Regions from separate parts of the Mus musculus genome. Here all the other regions are linked to region 1. A link is a loop called in an ENCODE intact Hi-C map of the cell type or tissue named here. Cell type or tissue: heart. All regions are shown on one strand. Links, peaks and the distances in the headings refer to the core of each region. The heading gives the core; the rest is flanking DNA. Region 1 holds the start of Tspan7 (tetraspanin 7). Region 2 has its middle 15 kb from the start of Otc. Region 3 overlaps Tspan7 (tetraspanin 7). Region 4 overlaps Otc (ornithine transcarbamylase). Region 5 overlaps Tspan7 (tetraspanin 7). Region 6 overlaps Tspan7 (tetraspanin 7). Region 7 holds the start of Rpgr (retinitis pigmentosa GTPase regulator).

What was found. Peaks named below come from ENCODE experiments on the same cell type or tissue, not always from the same donor. Only the 100,000 strongest peaks of a DNase experiment are listed, where the experiment ranks them.
Region 2: a loop joins it to region 1, with 3 times the contacts of the local background. A loop is called at or near these places in 6 of 42 quality-filtered maps.
Region 3: a loop joins it to region 1, with 4 times the contacts of the local background. A loop is called at or near these places in 4 of 42 quality-filtered maps.
Region 4: it touches region 1 in a loop (2.9-fold over the local background); 3 of 42 quality-filtered maps call a loop at or near these places.
Region 5: it touches region 1 in a loop (2.7-fold over the local background); 4 of 42 quality-filtered maps call a loop at or near these places.
Region 6: a loop joins it to region 1, with 2.9 times the contacts of the local background. A loop is called at or near these places in 5 of 42 quality-filtered maps.
Region 7: a loop joins it to region 1, with 4 times the contacts of the local background. A loop is called at or near these places in 6 of 42 quality-filtered maps.

The regions. Positions count from the first base shown.
Region 1 is chrX:10,484,253-10,488,602 of GRCm38, forward strand. It overlaps Tspan7 (tetraspanin 7), which reads left to right and starts at 864. Exons shown (of 8, transcript NM_019634.2): 1 at 864-986. The coding sequence starts at 906. In heart, for the core only: CTCF peaks have their summits at 906 and 1,653; DNase peaks (open chromatin) are centred at 909 and 1,829; H3K4me3 peaks cover 1,764 bases; H3K27ac peaks cover 1,470 bases.
Region 2 is chrX:10,235,440-10,239,789 of GRCm38, forward strand. No RefSeq gene overlaps it. Among named protein-coding and RNA genes, the nearest start is that of Otc, 15 kb to the right of the region's middle. In heart, for the core only: no CTCF peak of the experiment used is centred there; no DNase peak of the experiment used is centred there.
Region 3 is chrX:10,575,488-10,579,837 of GRCm38, forward strand. It overlaps Tspan7 (tetraspanin 7), which reads left to right. Exons shown (of 8, transcript NM_019634.2): 2 at 3,828-4,016. Among named protein-coding and RNA genes, the nearest start is that of Tspan7, 93 kb to the left of the region's middle. In heart, for the core only: a CTCF peak has its summit at 2,059 (motif pointing right); no DNase peak of the experiment used is centred there.
Region 4 is chrX:10,255,354-10,259,703 of GRCm38, forward strand. The region is part of intron 1 of Otc (ornithine transcarbamylase); the gene reads left to right. Among named protein-coding and RNA genes, the nearest start is that of Otc, 5.2 kb to the left of the region's middle. In heart, for the core only: no CTCF peak of the experiment used is centred there; no DNase peak of the experiment used is centred there.
Region 5 is chrX:10,555,686-10,560,035 of GRCm38, forward strand. All of the region lies in intron 1 of Tspan7 (tetraspanin 7), which reads left to right. Among named protein-coding and RNA genes, the nearest start is that of Tspan7, 73 kb to the left of the region's middle. In heart, for the core only: no CTCF peak of the experiment used is centred there; no DNase peak of the experiment used is centred there.
Region 6 is chrX:10,547,476-10,551,825 of GRCm38, forward strand. The region is part of intron 1 of Tspan7 (tetraspanin 7); the gene reads left to right. Among named protein-coding and RNA genes, the nearest start is that of Tspan7, 65 kb to the left of the region's middle. In heart, for the core only: a CTCF peak has its summit at 2,405 (motif pointing right); no DNase peak of the experiment used is centred there.
Region 7 is chrX:10,215,159-10,219,467 of GRCm38, forward strand. It overlaps Rpgr (retinitis pigmentosa GTPase regulator), which reads right to left and starts at 1,637. Exons shown (of 17, transcript NM_011285.2): 1 at 1,394-1,637. The coding sequence starts at 1,535. In heart, for the core only: a CTCF peak has its summit at 1,721; a DNase peak (open chromatin) is centred at 1,583; H3K4me3 peaks cover 1,473 bases; H3K27ac peaks cover 863 bases.

The DNA.
Region 1 (4,350 bases), core at 133-4,132:
GACAAGTGAACCATCCGTTTGTCAGCTGAGCTCGCTTGGACTGGTGTTCTCCACATTCGTGCCCAAGTTCTCCGGTGGACTTGTGTCTCCATTTCTCTCCCATAGATATCTAGGAGTGCAGTTCTTACCGTGACTTTACATTCAACTTTTGGAGCAAATAACAGGTTGTTTCCCATTTTGCTTCCTTGCTGCAGTGGGGCTCCACAGGAGAACGGCAGTGCTCTCTAAGTGAGGCAAATGAATCTCTGGTAGTTTAAAGAAATTTTGTTATTGTTGTTATCTGTTAAACATCTAATATGTAGGAAGAACGTTGCTAAATCTCGTTTTTGTCATTTCCAAAGGTGAGGAAATCGAAAACTATGAAGTTCAAAGGGAGTCTATAGAGAACTGTAAAGTAGCCAGGATTTGGGTGTCTCTGAACTCCAGGGTTCCTTACTATCCTTCAAGGTGTCTCTCTGGTTGTCACAATCTGTTCCTGGCATAGACAAGGCAAGGACATGACTCCTGAGTGTCCAATCGCCAAGAGCACTCTATACAATCATTATGTAGGCAGGTTCAGGCCCTGTTTCCAACAAAGCCGAAATCTTAAAGCTAGGGTGGTCTGAGAAAGGCTACCCTGACCTCCAGCCCAGCCTCTAGGCTCTCAGGTTCCTTCTGACTTCAGCTGGAAGTCTGTGCCTGGGCCAGATTGCAGACTTGGGAGGCATTCCTAGCAGTTAGTTGCTCCTTCTCCCCAAGCTCTGCAGGGCGCGCGCGAAGGCAAGCGCGCCGCCCAGCCTGCGCGCGCACGGGAAGCTCCGGCAGCACGCGCTCCCCCTCCCGCCCCGCCTCCCTCGGCCCCGCCTCCTCCCCCTCCTGCGCCCGCCCGCCGCCCGCCGCCACTGCCGCCGCCGGAGCTGAGTAGTATGGCATCGAGGAGAATGGAGACCAAACCTGTGATAACCTGTCTCAAAACCCTCCTCATCATCTACTCCTTCGTCTTCTGGGTGAGTGCCCACTTCTGGCTACTGGCCGGGCCGCGGTCTATCAGACCGTGTGGTGATGCTCTTAGAAAGAAAGGTGGAAGGAAAACCCAAACCCCAAACCCGATCTTAGCCGGTGGACAAGGAGACAGCCGCAGGCTGCTGGGTCGGGGCTGTGAGATGGTAGGGTGCAGGTCTGGGCTGCTCCAACCCTCGAGTTTGTCCGACGAAGGCTGAAGTGGGCTGTGTGGTGGCGGTGGTTGCAGATTTTTCCACTCTTCCAAAAAAAAAAAATTTTTTTTAATGCATTGATTTCTTAAACTCTCAGGACAGGATCAGCCCCTGGGGAAAGTTGTTGTGATTTGTCTGTTTGCTCTTTTGGACTTCTCTCCTTACCTTACCAAGCCAGTTTTGGGTGCCTGTTGGAGCTAATGGAGCTAACCTGTGGCGGGCTGGGAGCGGGCGCAGGACGGCGGGGTTAGATCTAAGATCCCGACTTAGTCCTAACCCTGCAGGGCTGTGGGAGAGAGTCGCCAGGAATCTTCTGCCTGACTGGACAAGGGCGATCAGTCTCCCAAGCGCACTAATGCGGGACAGGCGCCGCCACCGCGTGGAGGCGCACGGAGAGGGTCTTACATAAGCCAGGGGTATCTTTGAGCTTCCTCAGCGACTGGCTCTTACGACCCCTTTCAGATTTCTTTCCACCCCTTACTGTTTCCACTCGGTTATTGTGTTTTTCTGTGTGAACCCAATCTGCAATGCCCAAGAGGAGGACCCCCTACCACCTGGTGGCTGCGGCAGCGCCCCTGTTCCCCACCTAACTGGTACTGCTACTAGTCCTTGAGCTCAATGCAGAAAGGTGACGTCAGCCCTTCAGCCCAGGCCCGCGAAGGGCTGCGTGGTGCACCTCGCTGAGGGATGCGCCCTTCTGTGCGCAGGAGGAGGGAAAAGGGGAGGAGGGGGCTCTGGGCTTATGCCTTACCTCATCCTGTTTGGCAATTCATGGAATCAGTGCAGGGTTGACACTGCAGTGATTTCATTTGCAGAGGTGGGTGGTACCTAAAGACCATTTCCAGTTCTTTCTCTCTTCACATAGATGCCCACCCTAGTTCCCTCTTCCCACCTCAAGTCACAGCCACCCTGCAAAGGAATGAATACCTGCCACCACCACCCTGGCCCCCCGCAACACCATGATCTGGGTCATTCCAGCTCCCAAAGCAGTCATTTTGAAACCTGAATCCCTGTTTAAAAAGATAGACAGACAGACAGACAGACAGACAGACAGATAGAGAAAGAAAGAAAAAAGAACCAGGCTTGCCTTTGGTTGGTTTTTTTTTTCTTGCCCTTCCTACCCCAATATTAACCCTGTTTTTGCTTCAGAAGTGGAGCACAGTATTGAATGATGTACCTATATCAGGATTGATGGTAAACTGGATTGTTTGCAGTAGCCAAGGCAGGAGCTGAGATTTATTACAGATTTAAAACAAAATCCCTAATGTTTCTAGGCTTTTCCTTGCCACTGACATTGGTGATCCTTCGGGTCTGGAAAACCATGGAGTGTGGCAACAGAACAGACCAGGGGCTCTGCAGTGAGATAGAGTAGCAAGACCAAAACAGCCCATCACATAAGCCAAACATAGAAGCTGAGTCTTTCTGGAATGGAAATGACACAGGTTGAATCATCTCAGGAATGGAACTGTGTGCTAGCTATACATTCAAGGATCTTAGCTTATGTTTGCCTGGAAAAAGCAGCAATACTTGGTGGTGATGGTCCAACTTCAAAGAAGCCATTGCTGGGCACTGGTTTTGCTCTTTATATATCCCTTTAAGTCTGCTTTTGTTTTGCCCTTTGTTATATACTTCCTATTTGTTAACTGGAGTAAATCTATGGGTGGTTATCTTAGGCTCCTGAAAAAGAAGGTTTATGGTGCAGGAGAAAGAAGGAATGCTGGTTTTGGAGCATTTCTGAAGCCTGGTAAAGGAGGAGGCATTTCAGGCTTCGGCTTTTCATATGGATTATTTAACTCTTTTTGTCTCACCCCATCCCCATCCAATGACTCAGTGCCTCCTAAAACATCTGAAATGGTCAATGTGTTGTCTGCCCCTGCAAGTTGCTCATGATGGCGTTTTCATTTATTTTTTTAAACTTTCAAGATTTTCATATTCTTAAATATTTACCCAGAGTATTTTCACCTGTTAAAATAGGATTCAAGGATCATTTCAGATTTTACAATCAAAAGAATAAGATCTCTCCAGAAAATAGGACACTTCAAAGATGTTTTTCTTAATAAGCCGTAGTCCAAATGCTGTTTTTTTAACTGTACCTTAAGTGCTATTTTGTACAACGCAGCTTTACTGAGGCGTACTTCATATGATATATGTCACCCATTTAAAGCATGGTATATGCATACATGCTTAACATATAGATAATTTGCATTTTAGGTATTTGTTATCTTTTTTGTGTATTCACAAATACAGCCATTTACTACAGACCATTTTCAATTGTTTCATCATCTCTGAAAAGAAACCCTGTCCTGTCCCTTTCCTTCCCATTTTCCCTCCCACTTGTTTCTCTCCTGGAGCCAGTCCTAGGCAATCATGAATCTACTTTCAGTTGCTATAGATTTTACTGTTGTGAACATCTCATACACTTGAGGTCATGTATTTGCCCCTTTTGACTGGTTGGTTTCAGTTAGCATGACACATTCACGATTCATGCATGTTGTTAGTCTGTGTGAGTACTTCGTTCAGTTGTATGGCCAAATAGAATACCTTTTTGTGAAGATACTGTGTTTTATTTCTCCTTTTTCCATTGGTGGATATTTGGGTTGATGGGGGCTCTTGACTGTTATGGATGGTGAGGTTCTGATTTATGTGCCATTTGTGTGTGTGCCTATATTTTCATTGTTTTTGGCTATGTATTTGGGGATCTGTATGGAATCATATAGCTCTATGATTAATTGTTTGAAGAATGGCCATACTAGTCTTTCAGGGCAAGTGTTCCATTTTATAGTCCTTTCAACAGCGAGGATTCCAGTTTCTCCATGTGCTTGCCAGAATTTGTCACTATCTGGCTATTTAATGTAGCCATCCTGGTTCCTGTGCATTTAGATATCTTACTGTGTGATTCTGCTTTGAATTTCCTTAATGAATGCTAATGTTGAATATTTTATAGTGCTTAATGGTTGTTGGTCATCTCTTGAAAAGATATATATTCATATTCTTTGACCATCTTATTTATCTATTATTACATTATTAATTTCTTTTATATTCCAGGTATAAAATCCTATCAATATGAAGTTTTTGCAAACAGTTTTTTTTCCATTTTTTGGGTTCCCTTCCCCTTAGCTGTTTTTTGAACTGTGAAAATTACATATATATGTGTGTG
Region 2 (4,350 bases), core at 83-4,082, 250 kb before region 1:
TCGCCTTCTGTACACCTGGATTTGGAATACCTGCCCAGTCTACAAGGAATTTTGAGGTGTGTTCGATCCACACTGATCTAAGATTGCGTTTCTCAGCCTTGACTAAGCATCCTCGTAGTCTCCATGTGTACTTCTCAGCATACACACTTCTCTGTGCACATACTTTCCCATGTACACTTTCGAGATTTTTTTTTTCAAAAAAAAAAAAATAGAAATCTAGAAATGTGTTGGCTTTCCTCGGCTTTTGACTTTGTTAGTACCTCTTCCCATCTGGGGCATGTTAAATCTGACAGCTGGTAGGGAAGTGAGGTGGGGAAGAGAACCCACTTCACATGGCAGGGCAACTCCCAGGTGAAATACTAGCTTCAAGCAAGGTAACAACAGTTTCATCAGGCAAGGTAGGAGAGCTTTCTTAATCTGGCAAGGGAGATTGGATGAGAATTAAGGATTCAGCCTTCACAGGGCCTACTAAAATCCTCTCATATATTTCTGTGTCAATGCCTCAGCTTTCAAATTAAATCAGATAATACCCCAATATGCACCTCTAAAATCTGTCAGGACTGGAAATGTCACCAATATTATAATTCATCAGCACACTGGATCAAAGTCTGAATTTCTATTTGGCCATCTCAGTTCAACCGAGGCAAATAACTTTTTTATACTATAAAGCTATTTATTATAAAGAACAGCTACCTCATTAGCTGTCACTGAATTCCTCAGGCCCTTCATAGTATTCTATCTGAATCGGATACATGATGGGCATTGCAGGTTACTATTGGCAACTGATAAGCTAGTTTGTAGCTATGTTCCTGAAGAGGGCTGTTAGTGCCTGTCAACCAATTCTGATTTTTATCAAGGTTTTCTGCAGCTTAGTTTATGATAGCAATTTCTGAGTCAGTCAGAGTTCTTGAAAGAAATAAGATTTAGTAAGAAAACACAAGGTAAAGCAAAATTAACAGGAATTCTGAAGAGAAGTGACTGAGTGAGAGTAGTAAACAGGGAAGAGAAGAGCAGGTCTGAATACAATTGATGCCTTAGTGTAGTCTAGAGGAACCTTGGTCTTGCTTGCCAAGACAAGACCAGGCTGAGAACTTGACAAAATCAGCACTGCTCGTTGTTTACAATACTACATCTCATCTCAACAGTACAACATTTTCAATGATCCAAGTTTCAGAGTCCGAGGTGGGAGCATTCACTGGGTCCTCTGTATTGTACAACTTGGCTTTTTCCCCTCTGGGGTATAGAGAAGCATGAAGATAATACAGTAAGTCCCAGGATGGAACCTGGGTATGAGGGTCTGCTGCTACATATTAAAAACTCCTTTTCGCCCAGTCCATGATGGAAGAGCTTTTATTAGGAACCCCAAAGTCAGTTTTGATTGTTCACTTTCTCCCCACCTTTCCTACTTTGGAGAATGCCGCTGTACTTTTCTAGTGTTTCTGGAAAGTAGAATTGGAGTAAGATATCCAGGACCCATCAATGGACACACTATGATTGCAGGCAGCTCCTGGCTGCCCCTTGGAAGATTCTATGCTCATTATTAAGAATATAAGAAATACACCACGTAAGATTTCCCTTCTTTATACAATGGATTGTCTTAAAGGATCATGTTAAGACAGCTCCTCTTTGAATATGAGACTTTTATACATGCTAGATTCTATGTATTTATTGAATTTCTCTATAATATTAAATAAGAAGCATTTTTCTTTACTTGCTTCTTAACACTTTCTTATTGATTTTAGTAGTTTCCTTACTAACCTATCTCCTCACTATCTATATATCATGCATATACAAATCAAGGTGAATCTAACAGAGGTCAACGATAAAGGAAGTTGGCATTTCCGGAGGCCTTAAGGTCTTATCAAGGTTGAGGAATCAGTTTTACTTTAAATCTCTTATCTATCTAATTATTTCACCGCTTTGATTAACTAAAGGTAAAATTGGTATTGACGAAAAGACAGAGCACAATCAGACAAGCAGATAAGCAAATAATTGAACACAAATAACTTTTAATTATACTTACTTAGTAGAGTTAAGGAACAATGTCAGGTGCCAACTTCACTTTAGCAAAACAAAGGCAGTCTCAGGATGGAGACAAGAAAACAACCGAGGATTTGGTTAGTTTCAAAATTGTGAAATACAAAAAAGAGAGAGAGAAAGAGAGAGAGACAGAGAGAAAGAGAGAGAGACAGAGACAGAGAGAGAGAGATGAAAAAAATTGTGAAATACTTTTACATCAATTTGGTCCCAGAGTAGCTCTAAAATAGGAGTGAAGGACATGTTCAAGCCCTTCAGTGAAAACACAAGTTTTTTTTCCCTCTTTTTCATCCTTTCATGCTATGATACACTTCAAATGAAAGCAGGACAACTAGCAAATAGTTTCCGCTTGAGGATATCATATGCTTTCATTTAAACTGAATATTGCTCTTACCCTTTTGTCCCCTTCCTAAACCAAGATCGCATGGATTAGTTATCCCATCTGTCCAGGGTTCATATAAGGAAAGAAAAATACATGGTAGTGAGATCTGTCTTAGCTTGTGATTTATAACTTCACAGTGATATGAAATAATACACATTTAACAGAAAATGAACATGCAATCTAATTTTAAAACCCTTTTTCATTCTAATATCATAAGTCTGATAAGCTCCTGTGTTAGACACTAAGATCAAGCCTTAGAGCCCATTCAACTGCATGATCACAAAGGAAGACAACTAACAGTTTACCGTGCTATGTTGCTAAGCTACGAGTTTCTGCACAGTAGGTATAATTGGATGCATAAGTTTATATGGGCATAACCCCATTATAGATGAGGAGCATTTGATAACTGACCAATACATGCAAAAGAGATGTAAGCAGCACATTCATTAATTACAGAAAAGGACTCCACTCCAGGTTAGGTGATTCAGTGACATGATCAGAACTTGAAGGTGATCTTAATAAATTACTGTCTTCTGATCTTGATGGGGGGAAGCCTACTTTAGAAAAGGACTGAAATGCTTTCATGTTTCTTATTGCTTTGAATAAGTAGGCTTTAATTGCAAATTTTAACTGGAAAAATAGGGCTATGGGCATAGTAGTGAAGCAATTTTGTGACCCATGTTTAATATACTTCTACTTTACAGTGGAAGGCGAGAAAACAATGTACTAGGCATTATACGATGCTTTGTAGTTTTTGAAGCACTTCACAATCATTAAGTACATTATCTCCTTTCTATCTCAAATGAGATAGGTTGATCAGCATGGCAGGGTTATGTTAGAACAATAAGAGATTAAAAACTTGGAATGTTAGGCAGTTGATGTACTGAGTGGGAACAACATTCTTTGTTTTCATATCAGTTATGAAAAAAGGAATGCTGAGAAGACGTCACTTCTCACTGAGAAATGTTGAATTTGTTCCGTTTTCATTTTTCGCTAGTTTAGAGGATGGTAATTTGATTTAAAAGTGACCATTTTAGGGAAGAAATTGAGACTTTAGAGAGACTGAATAATTCATACACAACAAGACTCTCGCCAACCTATAACTGGCTCCAACACCTTTGAGTCAGTTCTCTTTATAGTGATTCCCATGTGACCTGACCTGAATGTTCCTTTATGGCAGTACGCTGTGTAAAAATCCAGGGTGACTAAATATCCATGAACTACTTGATTCCCTCGAAGAAACTTTCCAGCTGAGCTCCACTGAAGAACTGTGAAGGATTAAAATCAGTGATGGTGAATATCTAAATCCAATAAGCAAGCCTTGACCAAATTCTATGCAAACTTTCATATTGGATACAAAAAGTTTTCATAAAATCTATCTTCAAGCTGTGTCTAGGTCCCATTTTACACACAGCACAGTAGTTAGCAGTGGAACAACCTTAAGAAAAGATGCACCAAACCAATAGCTTAAAGCAAGGAAACACCTTTGTTGTGTGGCAGATATTGATCCGAGACAACCCAGAGCAGAGGAAAAAGAGTTCACAAGTAGGTGTTAGTGTCAACCAGAAAGATGACTACAGGATTGTCAAGAACTAGAATTGGGAAAGGGGTCATTCACCAAGCAATGGCCTTTGAGGGTGTTCAAGGACATGTGACCTGCCTGCCCTCCAAGAGTGAAATTCTTATACAGACCGTGCTTTTATACTAAGCACTTGTCAACAGGAGACAACGCCAAAGTTCTCACAGGGCCTCCAATCTCCTGGCCATGGAAGTGTCTGTTAGTGGCTTAGCTGTTAGATGAACTTTAAACCTTTGTGATTTCCTTGTTTGCTTAATGCCTGATAGCCTTTGGTGTGCTAATAAATCTCCTTTATGCACAGGTTGACCTCTGAACTTCTAAGGGGTGGGATAGGAACCAGCCTATGGGAAAG
Region 3 (4,350 bases), core at 207-4,206, 91 kb after region 1:
AAAATAGAAATTAATACATTGGGATAACACAAAACAAACAGAAGGAAAGGGGCCCAAGAGGAAGTACAGATTTTTCTACCTCCTGATCTCACTGGAGAAGGAATCGAAGCCAAGAAAGCTTTGGTGATCTGCCAAAGCCCACACAACTAAAAGAAACTGCAAGCCCTATCTCCTAACCCTCAAGTCTGGAACTCCAGCATACATCCCCCTTTTAAATACACCAGGTTCCTTTTCCTTGCCTATCCTCGACTGGGTTCCCAAGCCCACTAGAAACCCCTTTATACATTCATATTCTTAGTCCATTTTGCTGTACTGGCTACAGAGGTAAATAACTAATAATAAAAAAAAAACAAAATTGTAAATGCAATGGGCATGTACTTCTCAGAGTTTAAAGAGAAAATCATGAGATAACAGAGGCTTCTGATTTCCCTGCCAGTCTGACTCCTTTCGGTCCTCTCTAGAATGATGTCCCTGATGCTTCAGAAAACATCCCTCTCTAGTCTCCCTTCAGCAAGCACATTCACCTACTAAGTAAGGACAGGGATACTCTCTTGCCTACGTTTCCTCTTAAATCTAGCACCCGAGGGATCTATATTTTAACTATTGATAATTGCCATAGACTTTCTGCATCATCCATTTTGTCTCTGAGTTCCAGAGGCATGGGAGTGGAAGGCACTAGTCTACAGTCCCTCTGTGTGTAGTCAACAAGAACAAATGAACCTGTGAAGCTCTGGAATGCTTGAGCCATAGATTCCTCATGAAAATGTGAACTGGCTGCAATTCCCTCCTACTGTCTCTTTGGTGATTCTTTTTTATCAGTGCTTAGACACAGTGCCTTCTATCTCATAGAGCTTCTTAGGACAGGTCTCTTAGCTGTACCTTATACCTCTATGACTTCATTTCCCACCGTTGCCCTCTAAGATATCATTTAGTTGTTAATATGCTAAACTCGTATCATCATTGAAATGATTGGGTGTGTTCATTTAGAAGGTGGAGCTCCCAGGCTAGGTGCTAGGGAGTTTGAGTAATGATGGAGACTTTGCCCTCTCATACGCAAATCTGGCATATCATGTGTGCAGCTTTAGCAGGTTGGTCAGATCTATGGTCTATGCTCTAACAAAGCAAGAAGGAATCACATGGCTCTGGATGCCTGAGAAAAACCAGGAGGGTGCAGGGTTGGCAAGGAGCCTCCCAGTGTTACCTGGAATGACCTGATAAGAACAAAGAGGATCACTTATGTCTACTGCCCGCTCCCCAAATATTCTGTTTATGATTAAAAATGCCGCCTGGCGAGTCTCTTCCAGGAGCCTTTGGGAACACTGTGGCATATGGCCAAACTTCTCCAGGACTTTCTTTCATTGAAAATTTAAAGCAACATATGCTAGTTTTTCAAAGCTTTTCTCAGTCTAATCTAATGTTTTGGGTTTTTTTTTCTCCTGTACTAAATATTGAACTTAGAATTTCATTCATGCTGGGCTGTGTAACTGAGTTAACCTCCCCAGCGCCAATATACCTCTGCTAGTGCTGCTACTATTATAGTTTTCTTTGGCCTTGTTTCAGAGCCTGTATTAGTAGCAGCTGGTGGTATCCTGTTCCTAAGTTTAAGCTGTGCCCAAACTGTACTGGAAAGTTAAGACCTAGCTCTGAAATGTCCTTAGTCCCAAACGCATTCTCTCTCTATCTCTGTCTGTCTGTCTGTCTGTCTGTCTCTTTCTCTATATGTATATCTGTCTCTGAGTGTGTGTGTGTGTGTGTGTGTGCTCGCGCGCGCGCACGCGCGTGTTTGTGTGTGCGCAGGCGTGTGTGTGCAGTGCCAAATGTCAACTGTCATATGTATCATATGTACAGCCTTGCCCTTGCTGTTGAACATCTTAGAATGGAATTCTTTGTAGCTAATTTAAGGGTAGAAAGTTGATGATGAGCATCTTATTTTACCAATATGGTCTGTTTTCACCCCTGGTAACATGAGACTTGATTCTAGTGGGTAAAGCTACTGTTAGATTTCTATTTGGCAGAGTATGGCAAAGGAAACTGTTCAGAGAATGTGCTTTTTTACAAATGACCACCAGGTGTCAGCAGAGGATGTGAAACTTTTGGCAACATCTGCATTATTGGATTTAATTCACTGAAACCATTCATTCCCGTCACAGGAAGCCTCTACTGGGCCCCTTCTCCTCACAATTAGCATCAAATGCTTTCTCCTCAAGTCTGCATCATTTCTTCACCCTTTTCTCATCTAACACTTAAGTCTGGCATGCACAGTGGTAGTTCTACAAAATAAGCTATTGGGACAAGACAGGGGAGTTACCATTACAAAGTTCATGTGTTTTACTAAAGTTCATAAGGAGATTAATTATGCAGCACACAATGTTAAGGCTGCCTATGCCTATGCCTTTTCCTTCAAAAGGCAATTTAGCGTGTGTGTGTGTGTGTGTGTGTGTGTGTGCGTGTGTGTGTTGCTGTTTTCCTCTAGCTTCTCATCTTGCCTCTTCATTTGGATAGACTGAGCAGAAACCTGCGGTCTTTAGTACAGAGCATTGAGCTTTAGGCTGGGACAGCACTGAACTCCCTGAGTAGAACTCGGAAAGCACTTAAGCCTCGGGTCCTAAAGGTAGCAATTTGAAAACGGTTACTTTTGAATATGTCATCAAGTTCTAAATGCAACTGTGGGATGGTGGGGGACACAAGCCAGCATATGGCTTCACCAGCCACAATTGCTGAGGCCTGGGATCTTCAGGCAATGGAGAGTAAGGCCTAATACATAGCACTGAATGCACTACCTTAGGTAAGGGGCTGATAAATGCACGGGGCTAGAGTTTAAACATGTTATAAAGATTTCAATTGGAATGGTTAATGATATTTGACAAATAGCGTTACAAACAATACCAAGAGATGTTCAGACTCTTCTGTTGCTCTACAATGAATAAGGTGGCACCTCAATGGGGATTCAAAACTGTCTAGAATATTTTCTTTATAGAGATTTCGATGATAATGGGCAAGAAGAATATCCTTGTTCTTAAAGTGTTGTAAAAGATGGCCATAAAACCTATTCTACCCTCACATGCCGTTGATGAAAGGAGCCAGCATTCTCTCTGAAGTCATGCCTAGTTCAGTGTCGGACAGACACACATTGGAGGAATGCCTCTCCAAAGTGTCTTATGATGTTCTTTAAGCAGCTTTTTAAAAAAAATGTCCTTTATTGACTTGATTTCCAATTAATATTAAAACTATGTATAGGATATATAAGGGGAAGATATAATTTGCATACTATCAATGTGCGTTTACTGTGTGACAGTTTTAGCTAATGATCTCTGACATTTCTTGCCATTGAGGACAAAGCCTTCAGCAAATACACCTTGTTTGTGGAAGCTTGAATCTTAATGGCCACATTGCTCTGTGTCTGTGATGGTTTGAATGAAAATGTCCCCCACAGGCCCATATATTTGAATGCTAAATTTGTACTTCCTCTCTTGGTGAACCTGTTTGAGAAGGATTAGGAGGTGTGGCCTTGTTGGAGGAGGTGTGTCATTGGGCGTTAGCTTTGAGGTTTCAAAATACCATGCCATTCCCAATTAGTTAGTTCTCCCTCTTTGCCTATACTTGTGGATCAGGATGTAGGCTCTCAGCTTCTGCTACAGTACTGTACCTGCTTCCATGCTCCCCACCTTGATGGACATGTACTCCCTCTGGAACTGCAAGCTCCCAATAAACTCTTTTGTTATAAGTTGCCTTGGCCATGGTCTCTCGTCACAGCAATGGAGGAGGAACTAAGACAATGTCTTTTGGCAATAGCTTCATGTTTCATGTTCTCTTCTCTCCTTTCGCAGATCACTGGGGTGATCCTGTTGGCCGTTGGAGTCTGGGGAAAGCTGACTTTGGGAACCTATATCTCCCTGATTGCTGAGAACTCCACAAATGCTCCCTATGTGCTCATTGGAACCGGCACCACCATCGTGGTTTTTGGCCTCTTTGGATGCTTTGCTACATGCCGTGGTAGTCCATGGATGCTGAAACTGGTGAGTACAACTCAGCATGATGTGATGTGCTTTCTTGGTTATTTTTATAAAACAATAAATTCATGCAGCAGTTAAGTAGCCCTTCTTGAAGCCACATACACACACACACACACACACACACACACACACACAAAAGACTTTAATATTCATTGATTTTAATTTTACACTAGACTCTTAACTAATCCAGCCTTTAAACCTCCCAGTGGGAAAAGCTACCCCAAACACAGCCTGGCACAATAAACGTAGTCCCAGCTTCCTGAGGTAAATTGGCAAAGCACTGGCCATTGATTCCAATGAACGATTAATGTCTTCTTGGCAAGATGCCTTGTGCCAG
Region 4 (4,350 bases), core at 150-4,149, 230 kb before region 1:
TCTTCAGAGAATATTGAACTAAGCCAGCCAATTCTGTGGAGGTTATAGATTGGAGCCGGAGGTGACTGGTTTTCAGGTATTTCATTCCAGACCTCCATAAAGGCTCACATAACTCATTATACTTCCTTCATTCCCCACCCCCCCACATCCACCCCCACACACGGACACTCAGGTGAAATGATTACAGACTGCCCATAGAGAAACAAGACTGAATGATCTTTGCGTTTTAATATCAAAAAAAATTTTAAATGCCTAAAACGTTTTTCCTAGTCTGACCTCAGAAAACCATACGAGGCATGGGACAAGACTGGAATGGAGATACTGGATCTCTTTGGGCAAACAGTGTATTTTTTCCCAACCTACCATTTACTAATTTAACTCAAATATTGGAAGCCATATATTTTCAGCACTCTTTTGTTTTAGTTAAGAAAAGTCTTGAGGCTTTTAATAATAGGTTCACACAAAGCTAGTCCTGATCTACATTCTTCAGTTCTCAAAGACTTTCCACAATTTGGCATATTGATGTTCTAAAATGTTCCAGAAATAATACTGAGATATCAACAATAATTTTTAGTACATATGGTATATAGCACCAATAGGGAAAGTTTCAAATAATTTTTGTTTAAAATATTTTAACTGCTAGTAAAAAAAAAAGTTTGTAAAATTGGAAAAGGACTTGAGGATTTCTGTTCACACCAATGGAATCCATTCAAGGGTTTTGTGAAAATAAAGTCCCTTGACTTCTTTCTATGTGCCTTTTAAAGAAAATGAAAGGGATTTAAAGTAGATATTGCAAATTCTCATGCCTATTAGCTTCATGGACATTTCGGAAGACAAAAGCATAAAGGACCATTGGCTTAGTTCCCTGGTTCAGCTTTTCAGATAAGAATGTGAGGTCAGAGCTGGCAAATGACCTTGTCAAGGTCATAGCTTATTACTGTGTTTGGGCTAAGCTGGAACTGCAATTCAGTTTAAAAAAAAATAGTTTTCCTACTTTGGCCCTTTGTTCCCTCCAAATTGATGAGGGTGGCCAAGCTATGAAAGTCTTATACCTTTTGTAGATAGAGCCAAAATATGTAAGTAGAAACAAAATAAAAAAAATCCACCCTAACTTTCACAATACTGGAACATAAAGAAGCACCAGTATTTTAGCCAGAAGACCCATTGGCTCTCTTTAAGGTTGGCAGATGCTAAAGTCTTTATCGCCAATTCTCTGTAGGCACCGGGGGGTCATTTACCACTCAAGTTTTTCCTGCTCTGGAAAAGTCAGTTTCTAACAGCACACATTTTACTCAAATCATGCAGTTTCTCTTCCAATGAAATATGATGATACCAGAGATCACATCCAAGTCTTCCCCCACCTCCTAAATAGCTTCTCAGAAGTGGAGAATGCAGACTGTAGTGATGAAAGGCTCTACTGTGCCAGTAGCCCATGCTCTCCCACTTATTAGATATTTAGGTAAAACTAACCTGTGACTCTTCACTTGGCGTCTTAGTATTTAGTGATTTGGGAGTAAGAAACCTCTGCATTTATTTTCTCACATGATGTAATGTAAGGAACTAATTGTGTTTTGCTGTGGCTCTAATTAGACTGAAAATTGGCTTTTAAATCTTACTTGATTTTTGCTTTGAATTTGGCACATGCTATTTGTATATATTTACATGGTACAATATCTCTAAATTCATGGATATATTGAGTAAATCCCAACTACAAGTAATTAGTACACACATCACCTTGATATCATTTATGGGAGACCTGTACATGATTCTCATTGGCCCCAGGATTGTATTCTCTCTGCTATATGTTAACAGAAGAGTAATAGTATGTACCTGTAGAGGTAACTCACTGGTAGGGGGCTTTCTGGCATATGAAAAGCCCTGGGGTCCCCAGTATTTCAGTAAGAGAAAATAAAATAAAATGTATTTCTACAAAAGAGGGAATAATAGGGTAGCTCAGGTCTGATTTGAGAGGTGAGTTCTTGTTTAATTTTAGTTTCTTCCTTATATAACCTAGTACAAGCAAGGTAAATACTTCATGAGGAAAATAAAAAGTGGTTTGTGTGGGGCTGGAGAATGGCTCAATGCTTAAGAGCCTGTACTGCTCTTGGAGAAGGTCTTGATTTTGGATCCTAGCACCCACATCTGTCAGTTTACAAACTTGTGTAACTCCAGCTCCAGGGGCTCCAGGGCCCCTAGTCCAAGCAGACAGCTGCGCTTCCAAGCACATATACCTCTCCACCACCCACACAAACAGAAATAAAGTAAATTACCTTTTAAAAAGAGTGATTTGTGCCTTGGTTTGGTTTCCATGAGCTAAAGTAGGCTGGGTCTGATTGGAAATGGAACTTAGTAACTTTATGCCAGCATTTTTAACTGGCTAATATGAATGGGGGTTTTATTACCCCAAACAGGACAATGTTTAATAAGGACTGGGAGAAAAGAGGTTTGTGTCAGAGTATCTTAATATGGCCTGGTTGTGGAGCTCTTGTAGTTTGCTGTAATTTTTATGAGCTTAGGAAAAGGGTGTGGCAATTTCATTTTGTAGCCAAGGCAAGTTCTATGAGTTGATAATAAACAGGATAGGAGTTAAACTGAGGCCATTGTGTTTGCTTTCCTTCTAATGATACATTTTCCTGGTTGGTTCTTGATATCTATGAAAAACACCTTTTTCCCAAGCTAACATTTCCTGCCCCACCTCCTGGATAGAATTAAGAAGCGTAATGAGTACTCTAATGGATTTGAATGGCATAAACAGTGGACTCTCTTTGTCAGTTGACTACATTTAATCTCTTTTCTAGTCAATAAGTCAAGCCCTCATATATTGGTGTCTTAAAATGTAACATGTCTATTTATCTACCCGTTTTGGCCTAGAGAACCATGGCAACTTATTTTTTTGAAGGGGCACGTGGGCCGCTATTACCATGCTTAAAATTCAGCCATCTTGGTGCTATGGCCATACATGGATCCCATCTGTTTTTCCCGTAAGTTTTTCCTAGGTCTAGGCAGTTGAAGAGGTATGTGTAGGATGTACAATTATAGTACTCTCATTTCTGAATACATGCCCGTTCATTGTTCTCAGTAGAACAAATGCTGTCACAGAGTAGCTGAGTCCTAGGGGTGGGGTTCAGCTTTAGCAATACCCTAGGCCATAATTAATTATTCTGCACGCCTCACAAGTCCTTGAGTTGAATCTACTTGAAATTGTAGAATAAACAATTGTCAGTGGGATTGGTGATTGAGCCTCTGTGTGAAAGACACTAATTATACAGCTGGAGCAACTCAGTGAAGAATAATGCATCGCTAGAAATGCAGAAAACAGTTGAAAGGAAAGAGCAAACTTGCCTATGAGGAAGTGGTCCTGACTACATACTTGATGTTAAGGGAGTTCTGAGAGACAATATACAGCCTTGAATGTGCAGAGGACAAACCATTAGAAGTTAATCTGGTCTTAGTAAAGAACATAAGAATTCACCAAATAATAGAAAAGAGGCTTGCTCTGTGTTGAAAGATGAATGGTAAAAAACCAAACACAATGTAAACTACTCTTGGTAGATGTTATGAAGAAACAAAGCATTGCACACACACGCACACACACACACACACACAAAGATACATCTGCTGTTGTGCTTTTGGGATTCTCTACACATCTATAGTGGAAAATAAGAGAGCTTTTAATGCTTTGGCAATGATTTTTTTAGACACTACAGCATAATAGTGATTTCTCTACTAATTATTAAGGTTAGTTTTGTCTTGTTTCAGATTTAGCAGTTATTTATAAGCTAACACTACCATGATGAGGCAGACAATGCCCTTTCATGTCTTATAAAGCTTAAGAGAATCTAACGCTGAGTTAAATCAGCCAGCCACAGAAGGACAGGTACTACATCATCTCACATACCCATCACATCTGAGATAGTCCCTGCTTGGGGAATCAGAGACTGTAACCATGGTTATGAGAGGCTGAAGAATATGAATATGATGTTTTAGTTATGGCACACAAACAAGTTCTGAACATTCTGTATGGTGCAGGAGTCGTAAATACTAAGATGATATTTTCCACTTCAACATTTGTGGAGACTAGATTTTCTTACTGCAAAACAAAGCCAAACAACAACACAAGGAGCCTTCAGTGGGGAAAGTGTATTAGCTCCTGGTTGTTTCTAGTACATTATTTGGGCAATGAGTCAGGGCAACATTATCAACTGCTGCTGTTGAGAATCTAGCATGTGTTGTAGAGAGAATCTGCTGTCCCTCACACTCCATGGGAAGAATTAATAGTTTCTGTTGTATATAAATTAAACATTAAAGGTTTTGACCAAAAGATAGTCAAACATGTTGTTTATCTGCCCT
Region 5 (4,350 bases), core at 277-4,276, 72 kb after region 1:
TATGGCTTTGAATTGCTGCCTTCCTTAGGGAATCTTGATTGACCCCCTATTTACATAGAGACTATTTCAACAAGCATAGTTTTACACTTTTATATTTTTGTTGTTCACCCAGAATTTAGGGTTTGCAATAAAGTCATTCTTATAGTTTCAAGACATCTTATTTATCTCTTGTTCCCGTAATGTGAGGCATGGGATGGGATGTGATTGCTCCTTGTCTGTCTGATTTCATAGCCTCAATGTAAGGGCATGTGTATTTCTCTAACCCTCTAAGGTTTTTCATGGTGTGACACTATCCTAAGAAAACCTTCTTTACCATATGTAAAATTTCCAAAGGCTTTCTATGCTATTTTACAAATTTAACATATCATTTGTAATTATTTTTTGTATTACTAGCTCTTATGGCCTGCCCCATAGTAAAGTATGGAGAAGAAAGAGGCATTATACAGAGGACATCCTCTAGGGGATGGATTCTAAATTTAGAACTTCATTAATTGGAGTAATTGATTAATTGATGTAAACTATTCCCCTTCTAATTGTGCTAATGTTATTGAAGCTTCAAGAGCACCACATGCTAAAACTGCCCCAGACTGTTAAGCAGCATTTTGTGTATGTAGCAATGATGGTAAACCGTATCTACCTGAGCTATAGAATTCTTGGTTAGTGCATCTTTTGTTCACTTTGCCTGAAATTCACCCTCTCTATTTAACTGCTCCAACAACATGTCTAGTTGACTTTTTCAAAATAAATTATTTCTAAGCCATACCTGTGTTGACGTTTGAGCCAGGGGTGCTAGGAACTGAGTCCAGGTATCTGCAGCAAAACAAGGCCTTCTTACTGTTGAGTCATCTCTCAAACCCCAGGTTTCTTTCTTATGTTTATTCTATGACCAATTATACGCTGTTCCTCAGTATATACTGATCTGCTAATTTGGTTTTCTTATTGTTTTATTTTAGTGAACATTTTATTACAATTAACCTATTAATGGTGCAGATTAATGGATTTCACCGTGACATCCCCATACGTGTACATTTTGAGATTTGATCATGCCCATTTTCTCCATTTTGCGAAGAACCTCACTTTGACCCAGTTCACTACAGCATCCGGTGGTTTCTCGTAACGAATTCTTTCCCAGCCTCTCATGAACATGAGCATAGAGATTCCGAAGTATAAAAACAAGCTCTTGAACCTCAGCAAACTGATACTGCTAAACTGCTGCTTGAGAGCAGAGCCTGGTAAGCCTTGGTCAAGTGGGGACCAGGAAATAAGCTCTCTGCAAAGCATAAAGTAGGGACATTTATCTAGAGCCAAAGCAACTCGAAAGCCAGATGAGGCACTCCAGGGAGAGGACAAAGGTCTGCTTCTGAATTCCTGCTGAACATGCAGGCAGTGACCTTGAATGCTGCTGCTTCAGATTGTCCTTCCTGTCCTTGTCCTTTCACAACTGTGTATTGGATGGGCACATCTGTGACTTATGACTTCCCTTGCGAGAAATAGATTACATCTTCAACTGGAATTCTGAAGCTTAGACATGAGACAGGCCAGCTAATCCATTCTGAAACTGGTTTTAAATACATGCTAAACAACACACACCATGATCGAGTTTGAATTTGTCCACATTAGCTTGGAAGCAAGGGGTTCTAGAAGAGGCCAGGGGACCTCCAAGGGAAGAAAGTATTATGAAATGGTTCTTCTGAAGTGATGGTAAGACTTTGGGGGACAGGCAGTGCCATAATGTGACCTTCTGTAATAGTTTCATTTCCTAAGGAAGATGAAAGAGACATTGGATGATGTTTCTTAAGAAAGAGACACTCTTTCCTATCTCTATTGATGAGTACTGATACTATTTTGTTTCCAGAAATAAATAAAATATTTATTGATTGATGAAAATAAATTCCACTTTATAATCATCTAAAGGAATAATGATAATACTATCTCTCAATTGTTTACTATATGCCTCAAAGTACCTTAACATTCACCATGGAGTGAGAACCTCATTTAGTTGTCAGTACAGCTTTGTGAGTCACGGTAATTGCAGTAATGCTATCATCATTTAATAGACAGGGACACTGAGACAGAGAATAGGCCACTTGCCCTAGTTTTCACAACAGCCAGCAGCAGAGCGAGACTGTACTGCAGCTGTCTGTACAACTCTTACAGCAGCCATGCGGGCTCTTTGTCATCATGGACTCTGCATTAGGAATTTCAGAGATGCAATTCAGGCCTTCCTTTTATGAAGCCCCACTGTGCAAGGTTCGTTGCAACCATCTCATTTCTAGCAAAGGATTTTGTTATTCGTGTTTAGATAGTACTTTTTTAATGCCCTAATAGCAGCACCAATAAATTTATTTATGCACATTAACTAGGGCTGACTGCAATTCTGTCTTTCTTTTCTTCTTTTTTCTCCCTTTCTTTTTGGAAGTTTAAGTGAGTCACAGACTCAGGGTCAGTGGATCAGCAAGCTTTTGTCCCCTGTACCTTCTACAATAAAGGTATAGTCCTGTTGAAAGAAATGCAGAGAAGCTAGCCAAGATGCTACAAACCCTGTGGCTTTAAGAAAGAACATCTTACTAGTGCAGGCTCATTGATTCCTCCTGACTTTCTGGAAGGTGTTTCCTTACTCTGCTGCACTGGAAGCTCCTGTGTCTGGCTAGGATTTCCGCTTACTGCTGCATTCCGGTATCTTAAAAACTGGCCTTTGGGTGCTCTGATAGGCCAATCTTCTTCCTGTAAAATTCCAGAAGTGGTGTTTCAGTTTCATGTGACCTATACGTTCTTTTGAATACAGTGACTCAAAAGTCACTTTAATCTTGTGACCCCTGGCTATGTTTGCTTCCTTTTAATACTCCTTCCAGTTTGTGTCTGGTGTATGTGCTTAAAGCTGGTCTATTCTAAGTGATGTATAATTTGATGTCCTTGGCCTGAAACTTAGAAATGCCCTGCCAGTTGTTGCTACAATTCAATACCAGATTCCCAGGAGGGAGCCAGGTCCACAGGGCTTTTCTTCCTTCATATGTTACTTAGTGATTGGTAAGGATGCTGAGTTTCCTGCTGCCTCTTAAAACACAGCATCTTTCCTCATGGGACTGGAAGCCCCTGCCGATAGGAGGAAATCTTTCTGTGTGCATATGGACCCAGCAGTTTGCCAGCATGTGTGGCTGCCAACAGTTTTCTCCTAGTTGCAAAGACTTTATTTTCCCTGGACAGCAGTGCTATGCAACCCAGTAACACAGTAAGCTCCCATTGATAGGAACTTATTTTATGTATGTGGTGAAGTGCCTAAAATATACTTGGGTTTTTAATGTGTGACACTTGAGTGATGAAACGTGACATTTTGCTTATTTTATGCAAAGAATGTGTCAATGTTACAATATGCTACAGGTCTGTCCTAAGATAACGAATTGCCCCAGACCCAAGAGTGTTGTCTATCTCTTAAAACAGTGTTGGAGCCACTAGAGAGGCCTCAGTACCTGTATCTGTTGAATGGTGCTGGGGAGAATTTGCTTTCTCTACTGCATTACCTGGTCAAGTATGTGAAGGGGAAAGAACCAAGAGCAACCCTAAACTCCTCCTTCTTCTTCAATTCATGAAAACATCACAGCCTTTCATCTTTTTTTCCATTGTTTTTTTTTCATCCGAAATAGTGTCTTTTTAAGTAGCCCACAGCCTCCTTATGTACCTCTGACTAGCTTGAATTTTGGAATCTACCTTCTTCAGGCTCCCTAGTGCAATAACAGGTGTGTGACTATACCTGACTCTTCACATTCTCTTTTTTTGGAGAGATTTATTTATTTATTTATTTATGCATTAACAGTTAAATTTTTTATTGGATATTTTCTTTATTTATATTTCAAATGATATCCCCTTTCCTGGTTCCCCCCTCCCAAAAACCCCCTATCCTATTCTCCTTCCCCCTGCTTCTATGAGTGTTACTCCACCCACCCATCCACACCCACCTCCCCACCCTCAATTTATTTATTTTTATATAAGTACACTTTAGACACACCAAAACAGGGCATCAGATCCTGTTACAGATGGTTGTGAGCCACCATGTGGTTGCTGGGAATTGAACTCAGGACCTCGGAAGAGCAGATGGGTCTCTTAACCTCTGTGCTATTTCTCTAGCTGCTCTTTGCTTTCTCTTAATTGAATTTATATTGGCTTACAGTCTTTGCCTCTGGAATTACATGTAGGCCCCCGTTGATACAAACCCAAGTGCTAATATAAGGTTTGTCAGACAGCGAGATACTAAGACGAATCTAGTGATCCACAATCAGCCATTAAAAACTGAAATGCATAAAATAGAATATATATGTCTGTTCATAGTGAAGCTAAGTGTGGGTTTAAGAAGCC
Region 6 (4,350 bases), core at 126-4,125, 63 kb after region 1:
TGCCTAGGGCTCACAACAAAATCTGATTTTTGTCTTTGGATACGCTCAGGACCAGGATTTTAAAAACTCCTCAGGTGATACTAATGTGGAATCAGTGGTAAGGAGTCTCTACAGTAATAAGTATGGAACTAAAAAAGAGTCAGAAAGGAGATGGTAGTTAGTGCCCAGTATCAGTGATATAGTCTATTGAAGATGGGGTTTGTGGGACTGTCACTGCAAAGATGTTCTTGCTTGATGCTATTTCTCCAGTGCTTTGTGTGATGCCAGTAAGTGGCAAGTGATGAATAATGATTGACTGACCAATTAATAAATATAGTAGCACTGAAGAAATGAGAACTGGACCAAACAAGGTAGGCAATGGGCAAAAGGTGTGATTTGTAATTGACTTCTAGAAGTCATTTATTTCTAAGTGCTAACAAATGTTGTATACAAAGGAATAGCTGCCAGTTATGGAGTGGAGGTAAAGATCATTGCCACTGGGGGTACTTTGAGGTGCCAAAAGGCAGAAGTTACGTGGATGATAGGGCATAGAGGGGAGTGCACAATAATTAGCAAGCTGTCAGTACTTGCAAAGCCATAAACAGACTGGTAGTTGTAGCTAATAGAAAGGGTTGTAATAGATGGTATAGACAGATGGTCTGAGTATCAGGGGAGAAGGCTGGCCATTAGGGAATGGAGTGGCAGTGGTCTGGGAGTTGCACTGGAACACGATAGAGAAGCTGTGTTTAATGGCAATGAGAGTGCTGAGCGTTAGAGAAATGGCACAGAATATGCAGTTGTCTCTAAGGAGAACCGTGTTCTATAAAGGGCTAAGAAGTGAGTGGCACTTTCAGAAGACAAAAAAAGGGAACTGATTTACTAGAACCAGCTTTGGGGGGAGGGGGTTTCAGTATGTACCCGGATTCCTTGCCAGATTAATTTTGCACACCAAGAAACCATCCAACTTCAGGGGCATCCAACAGTATTTGTTGCATATTTATTGTGTCAAGTTTTGGAGTTAAATGGGAGTCACTTAAGTGGCTGTGGTGATGTTTTGGCTGGACCTGATCACATGCCTGGGTGTTAGCTAACTGTCAGCTGATCTCTACTGTCTTAGGCTGGAGGTACTTGAATATACTGTGTGGATCTCATCTACCTCCTGGGACCTGAGGACTTGTCTGGACATGACCTTATCAGAGTGAAGATGAGGGCAAGGTGAAGAACAAGTTCAACTGCTCAATTCCTTTCAAGTCTCTGCTTGGGTTCCATTTGCTAATACCCTGTTGTCTAAAATTGTAGCTAAGTCACGATGGGAATGATACTGTTGCATAGCAAAGGGTAGGAATGTTAAGCAGGGGTAGAAAATTGATTCCATTTTTTTTTCTATCTACCACCAAATGGGAAAGGAGAGAAGGAGACAGATTGAAAACTCCAACTGGAAAAACTATAGCTGGAAAAGTTCCCACCTATGGATGAGCAACAGCTTGTAAATGAAGCAGCCATGCTATTTGGCTTATTTGTCTGCATTTCCATAGTCATCTTGATGGATAGGGATGAACTACCTGAGGCCTCTTAGCAGAACACTGGACCTACTCGCTCTCTTCGCCTTTGTGTATACATAGTAAAGAGGGATTTCTTGACATTTTTTCCAAATTGTTGGGTTATAGTGAGGTAATAATTTTGCAAATCATGAAATTAATGCCACGGGTAGATCATACCTCACCATCTTTTCACATGTAGATCAACTGACAATTGGCTAACATCCAGGTCTGTAAGTCCAGCCAAGATAAACAGAGCCACTTTAAAGAATGTTGTGGCCAAGTTACTACCTAATTCCTCTCAGGGATATCAAACACCTACTAATGTCAAGCCACAAGTCTCTTGAAAACAATGACTTATTTTTTTAGGCTCTGAAATTGAGTATTGACTCTGTATTCGTCTACTCTGTTTTACTATAACAAGAATAGTTGAGGCTGAGTTCTTTGGCTTTTTTTCCAGAATACCGATTATTTGGTTAATAGTTTGGAAAGGTCAAAGGCCTGAGCTTCTTACCCGCTGGTGAGGCACTTATGGCTCTGGCACAGCATGGCCAATGGCACCATAGCAGGAGTATGTATAGGTGAGAGTAGTGGTGTACATGGGTCAGAATTCATACAAGAGAAGCAAGACACTGGAGAGGGACTAGGTTTACTCTTTCATAAGAATTCACTCTCACGGGACTAACTTGGCCATGTAAGAACTACATTAATATCATCTGAAAGTGATGGCCCTAGAACCAAATCACCTTCTTGTAAGGCACCACTTCTTCAAGATCTGTTATTTTTTAAAATTATCGCATTGGTTTGCAATTACATGAACTTTTGAGGGACACACCCAAACTTCTATGTTACAGAGTAACATTGATTCTAAACCTGTAGTAACACTTATCTCCTCTGGGGGGCAGTGCTCTCTACATAGCCTTGGGCCCATAGGACTTGGTTTTCTTCAGAGAACCCGCTCTGGACTTGAACATGGGTAACAAGTATACCTAACTGCCAGAATGCTTGTGTTAGGCTAGCTTTCTAACCTCCCATGGCTCAAGGACAACTTCCTTGCTGTCTAGATAGGTCTTTCAGATAGACGCAGGACTTTTAGTGCAACATCATTTTCCTGAGAGCTGTCCAGGAACAGAGTTCTATTGGCATTAATGTTAAGTGCCCTTTAGATGCCTCATCCCACTGTCCACCATGGGGTATGAGGACTGTGTTGGTAACCGGACACTGAGTCAGATGTTCAGGTGACTCTTGGAGTCATCACAGTTCTGTCTCTGAACAAGGACATGCTTGTGACTATGAAGTGTTGTGCCAAATATGGTTTTTTGACCTTAGGTCCACTTGTGGTGGCTATTCTGGTGGTTTAGTGTTATCCTCTATCCTCTGGTGCTCAACAGGGAAAGAGACCTTGCCTATGGGTTTTGGGGGCCTGGTGCATGATATCTACCTGTGAAGGCTCACCGATGAAATGTTGCTTAACTGGCTTAGTAAAAATTGCACATGCACACTTGTGCTGTTGCCTTCTTCTTCTGTGACTCACTGCAGGTCAGTCTTAGAGTTGCATGTTAAAGCTACTTGTTTTCTTTTTTCTTTTTTTTTTAAATTAGGTATTTTCCTCATTTACATTTCCAATGCTATCCCAAAAGTCCCCCATACCCACTCTCCCCCAACCCCCTACCCACCCACTCCCCCTTTATGGCCCTGGCGTTCCCCTGTACTGGGGCATATAAAGTTTGCACGTACAAAGGGCCTCTCTTTCCAGTGATGGCTGACTAGGCCATCTTTTGATACATATGCAGCTAGAGACAAGAGCTCTGGGGTACTGGTTAGTTCATATTGTTGTTCCACCTATAGGGTTGCAGATCCCTTTAGCTCCTTGGGTACTTTCTCTAGCTCCTCCATTGGGGGCCGTGTGACCCATCCAATAGCTGACTGTGAGCATCCACTTCTGTGTTTGCTAGGCCCCGGCCTAGTCTCACAAGAGACAGCTATATCAGGGTCCTTTCAGCAAAATCTTACTAGTGTATGCAATGGTGTCAGCGTTTAGAAGCTGATTATGGGATGGATCCCTGGATATGGCAATCACTAGATGGTCCTATTCAGCTGGTGTCCAGCTGCTCTTATATGTCTAGTGCCTCTGATGGCTTGCCCATTCATTGGTAGGTTTGGAAAACTGAATTGCTTCAAACATTCGTATCTATCAAGTTATTGACTTGCTTCTCCTTCATGATTACTAAACATTTGGTTTTTTTGAGGTTTGATGACATCGTCTTTAAGTGGAACTCCATGAACTAGCTGGGTGTGTTTAGATCTGCTTTCTAAAACTGACATATGGCATGTGTATAAAAACTGGTATCTATAAAGTGAAATTTCTGCCATTTATTTTAGAAATAAATATGCAACTTAGTATTGGCCTCAAGTCGATAATGTGGATTCCTACCGGGAAGCTCTACATTTTGACTACAAGCCAACCCATTTACAGTTACACTTAAATATAAACATAGCATAGCAATCTGGCAAACAGTCTCAGAAATCCAAAGCACAACCGGCCTATTTGCTACTTGTATATTTAAGGAAATGTATCTGTCATTGAGCGCTGGGGTCTAGAATAGGACTTAGGAGAATCAGGGCAGGAGGTACTGTCACTGTAGTGTTCCATGAGGTTGCCTAATGGTCTTAGCTTTTCTGAGACACTAGAGTATCCTGGGAGAGGTTAGCTCTTGGCTTCTCTCTCACTCAGCCACCATTCTGTGCTAAGATTGGTGGCTCTAGTGTAGCCTGGTTTGTGCCCATAGCTTTTTCTTCATAAATCATGTAATGTATCCTATTTCATCCAGTC
Region 7 (4,309 bases), core at 1-4,000, 270 kb before region 1:
CTAGAATGCTGAGTAGGAAATCAAACACAGCTTTCAATACTTTCAGTGTGAAAGATAGCATATTACCCAGGTTTTACTACGGAAACACCTCGGGTATTCCTGTTCCCATTGAGAAGAAATGAGAGTTCAAGCTACGGATCAGTCCATGGGGATTGGAGATGGAGGCTGAGATTTGACATTCTTCAACTGCCATTGTCTGATCTGAGGAATATTCACAGACTTGGACCAGTATCATTTTCAAAAGACTAAATATCCATTAACATTTCCAAGTAACTATTTAAACACACACACACACACACACACACACCACTCAAATAGAAAGTCAGACCCAGTTTGGGGGAAATTTCCAGAGAAAGCATACTGAATGTAAATATTAATAATATATATCAATGTGCACGGGACTAAACCACTTGAGAACAAGCTTGAAGCAAGCCAGTTCGACTCAAGTCACTGAGCCTTGGGAGGCAAGGACCTCGAAATGATTCAAGGCTTCCCTACAAGGAATTATTTAACGGTGTTTACTCTGGCTCCCCAGAATCTCTCTTCAGACACTCCCCTAACCCAAAAACCAAGGTTGGGTGGTTCCTTTCTGTCCTCTGCCAACTAATGTCAAGCCTATTGTAACTATTTTCTTGCACCCTCACTAAGGTATGAGCTCCAAGTGGTGTAGAATCAAATTCTGTTTGAGCCAAGACCACAGCAGAAAGTGCAATACATATTTAAATGTCCAATTCTGCTCAAATATAGTGGTTATTTTTCATAATGCTAGTAACAGCCCATTAGAGTATATGCAAAAACCAGTTCAGTAGATTATGACCACCATTTTAGCTGAACAACTCTATAACTCTACGCTTATAATAAATGCTGCTCCAGGAAATGTCTACCTGGGCTACCCGGTACGGAAGCCGTACGGAGTCATAATTTTAAAAGACTTCACGACAGTCAGTCTTAAAAAAAAAAAAAAATTCACCGAAGGCCCTCCTCTCTTTATCCAGTTCGTTTCTTCCATTCTTTTTAACCTTTCACCCCGCATTCCACTCGTTACTGAATTCTGTACCTAACCGGGTCCTGGGGACATCCGCTTGCTCAAATGTTTAGAGACCCTGGGATGCTTCGCGAGAGAATAATGGCTGCCGCCGCCTCCAAGAAAAGCCATTATTTCAGCTTGCTAATAACACACACAGGGTCCCTCATGTCCCTGTCCCTTCCTCCAGCCCGACAAAGGGAATTTATTTATTCCCAAACGCAAATCTAAGGCGGTTGACTGAGGCTCAGGTTGCGGCCTGTACCACTACGGGGCCGGCTCGGAGGCGGGGCCTGGCCTGTCGCCCGCCCGCCCGCCCGCGGACCCTCCCTCCAGGCCAGCCGCCACGACTGGGGGCGCGCGACTCACCGGGCACCAGTGACTCAGATTCCGCCATGCCGAAGCCTGCGAACGGAATCTGTGCCTGCTTCGGAAAGATAGCAGGGGCGACTCGATTGAGCCTAAGGTGCTGCCCTACCCCCTGGGACCCCCATCGCGACCCTCTTGGCATAGACCACTACTGTGCTCCCGGAAGTCAACAAACAGACGCTAGGGGCAACGGAGGCGGAGCCTTGCGGGGCGGGGAGGGGCGAAAGGCTTTTGGAAGGAGGCTGGCGGAAGCTGTGTCAGTGAGGCGCAAGCGCAGATGCCATGGTCGCGGCGGTAAGCGACCGCACACCCTCTAGCGGTCGCGATTGGAAGCGGCCATGCTGCAGACTCTGGAGCGCATCTACTTCTGAAGGGATCCTGGCCATGCAGGGACCTAGAGGGGATATGGTGACAACATCATGTCTCACATAGCCCTAACTTCTGTGACTCATGCAAACGTCAACGCACAGCTTTGACAACACACTAGGACTAACAATCTGTAACACAGCAAGGTACTAGGCGGTTTACATCCCAAATGTCATTTGCAATCCTAGGAACAAAACAAATATACTCGATGCACACATTAGATCCTTATTGAATAAATGGTCGTAATAAATGTTATTACAATCATGCAAGTTGAATAATGCCATTCCTGTTTGCGGATATGCCAATTAAACATAGGAAGAGAAGCACAGTTCAGGTTGTTTAGCCTGAGGTCTAAACAGTCCGCCTGCATCTCCTATAAAACTAAAGGGCCAAGATCTATACAATTTCCTCTGAAATATTATATTTTTCTGGATAAACCTTGGTTTTCCACCCATAATAGTTGGCCACAATAAAATAAATAGGAAGAAAATCTTCCAGGATGAGTCCATTTGTATACCTGAGGTAGTTGGGTCTCAATCAAGCACAACTGAATTTAAGGCTCCCAGAATTCGAGAGTTATTACCTACACTTACTCAGGGCACTTTTATTAGGAAGGAAAGAGGGAATAGAATCCAATCACTTGTGTACAAACTAAAGTTGAGGATGAGATTCTAGTAAAGATGCTTAGCAAGGAGCACCGACCTGGGAACAGGGATTTAAGAAAGACAAAAGCTTGTCTGATGACGACAAAGTCAGGAAGGTCTGAAGCCAAAGAAACTGAATGAAATTAAAGAAGTCTGGACATAGTTAACTGTATGCAAAGACTGATAAAGTGATCAGTTCCTCCCAGGACCTTGCTGAGGCTGGTTCGAGGTGAGATGGCATGTCCACAGAATCGGACGCTTTATCCTAAAGACTATGGAAAGTCATGGAGGAGCTTTAAGCTCAGAAGTGATAGGAAAGGACCAGTTATGCATGTTCTTGAAGTGATTCTACCTGTTTGGGCTGCTTTTCTGACAAGCAGTTTGAGCACTGAGAGGCAATTCAAAGGCTATTACAGGTATTTAGGTACAAAAGTGGTCAGGCTGCCCGAAGTTCAGTATTTTGGCACACAGGAAATGGTGTCTAGTTGTCAACTCTTGGAAAATGCTGACCTATCATATAACTTACATCAGCAGAAAGGAACAAAAAAGGTAACTTAACTTATTTTGAGGAGAACTTAATACTCATGTCTAAAGGCTCATAACAATCATGATGAGAAAAATCAGAATATTTAAAGACTTTCTTTGCTTATCCTGTTATTTCATTGACTTCTAAAAATAAATTTCAGAGCATAAGTCAGTGCTGAGCACTTCCACGCTGGTTTCTCACATAAGTATCTAGGCAAGGGTGGTGCCGTTTACAGAGATGGGAAGTGCTATGCAAGGAGCAGAGGAGGTTAGAGTTAGGTCAGTAAGGTAATGGAAGAGATAGTGAGCTCAGCCCTTGAACACATAGGAAAGTCAGGTGGAGTTGCTGAGCACAGCAAGCAACTGATGCACAGAAGGTCCAGATGGAGCCAGACACTTATGGAACTCCTGGATCAACGCTATCATGGCAGTCTCGGGAACAGGTGAAAGAAGGAAAGGGAAGGACAAAGGAATCTAAGGTGAATCGTGAAGAATGCCGAAGTATGATATCCTAGCAATGGGTTATAAGGCTTAAAAGGTGATGAGAGAGAGAGAGAGAGAGAGAGAGAGAGAGAGAGAGAGACTGGAAAATACTGCACCAAACAAGAGTATAATCAAATTGTCCACATAATGTGTACAAATTAAATGACACCGAATTACCTTCTGAAGTTAGAAATATGGTGATCATTCTCTGTGTTATAAAAAGAGCGGTTTGCTGGGGCAATGGAAGAGGAAACAGTATTGGAGTAGGAAGTTGGAGACGCTGAGGGAAAAGCATCCCTTGAGCATCAGCATTCGAGACAGTAAGTGCAGAGGGACCCAGGAAGAGAGGAAGCAGCATTTGAGCCGGGAAGAGGGGTGAAAGGAGGGCTTCTGTTAAACTAAGCAATGTATGATACCACTGGGAGGTCCAATTGAATAGATGCGGAGAGAATCCTTCTTCAGAAAAGTAATAGAATAGAAATCCTGGAAGACAGCAAGGCCTTGCATCCAGAGAATATGGTGGAGACGCTGGCATTAGCTCAGACACACAGCTTTCTAGCAGAGAAGAAGAGAAGAATAAAATTCCCCTTACAATATAATATTGATACTTTTGATTCATCTAATATTTATAATCTAAGGGTGCCACACACACATACAGCTATGATGGCACCTTAGATCATTTATATTATATATTATCTGTTCATATGCTCTATCTCAGGAAATGTCTTAGACATCCGAGGTAATGAATGTCTAGCTTCTATCTTAGTGCCCAGAATACAGTAGCACTTAATACCAGTAGGTATTAGAAACAAGGCAAAGTTGGCTATGCTCACTGTACTGGAAGGCAAAGCCAGGCCATGTGTGCCACGATGGAAATAGCACTCAAATCTTGGCAACG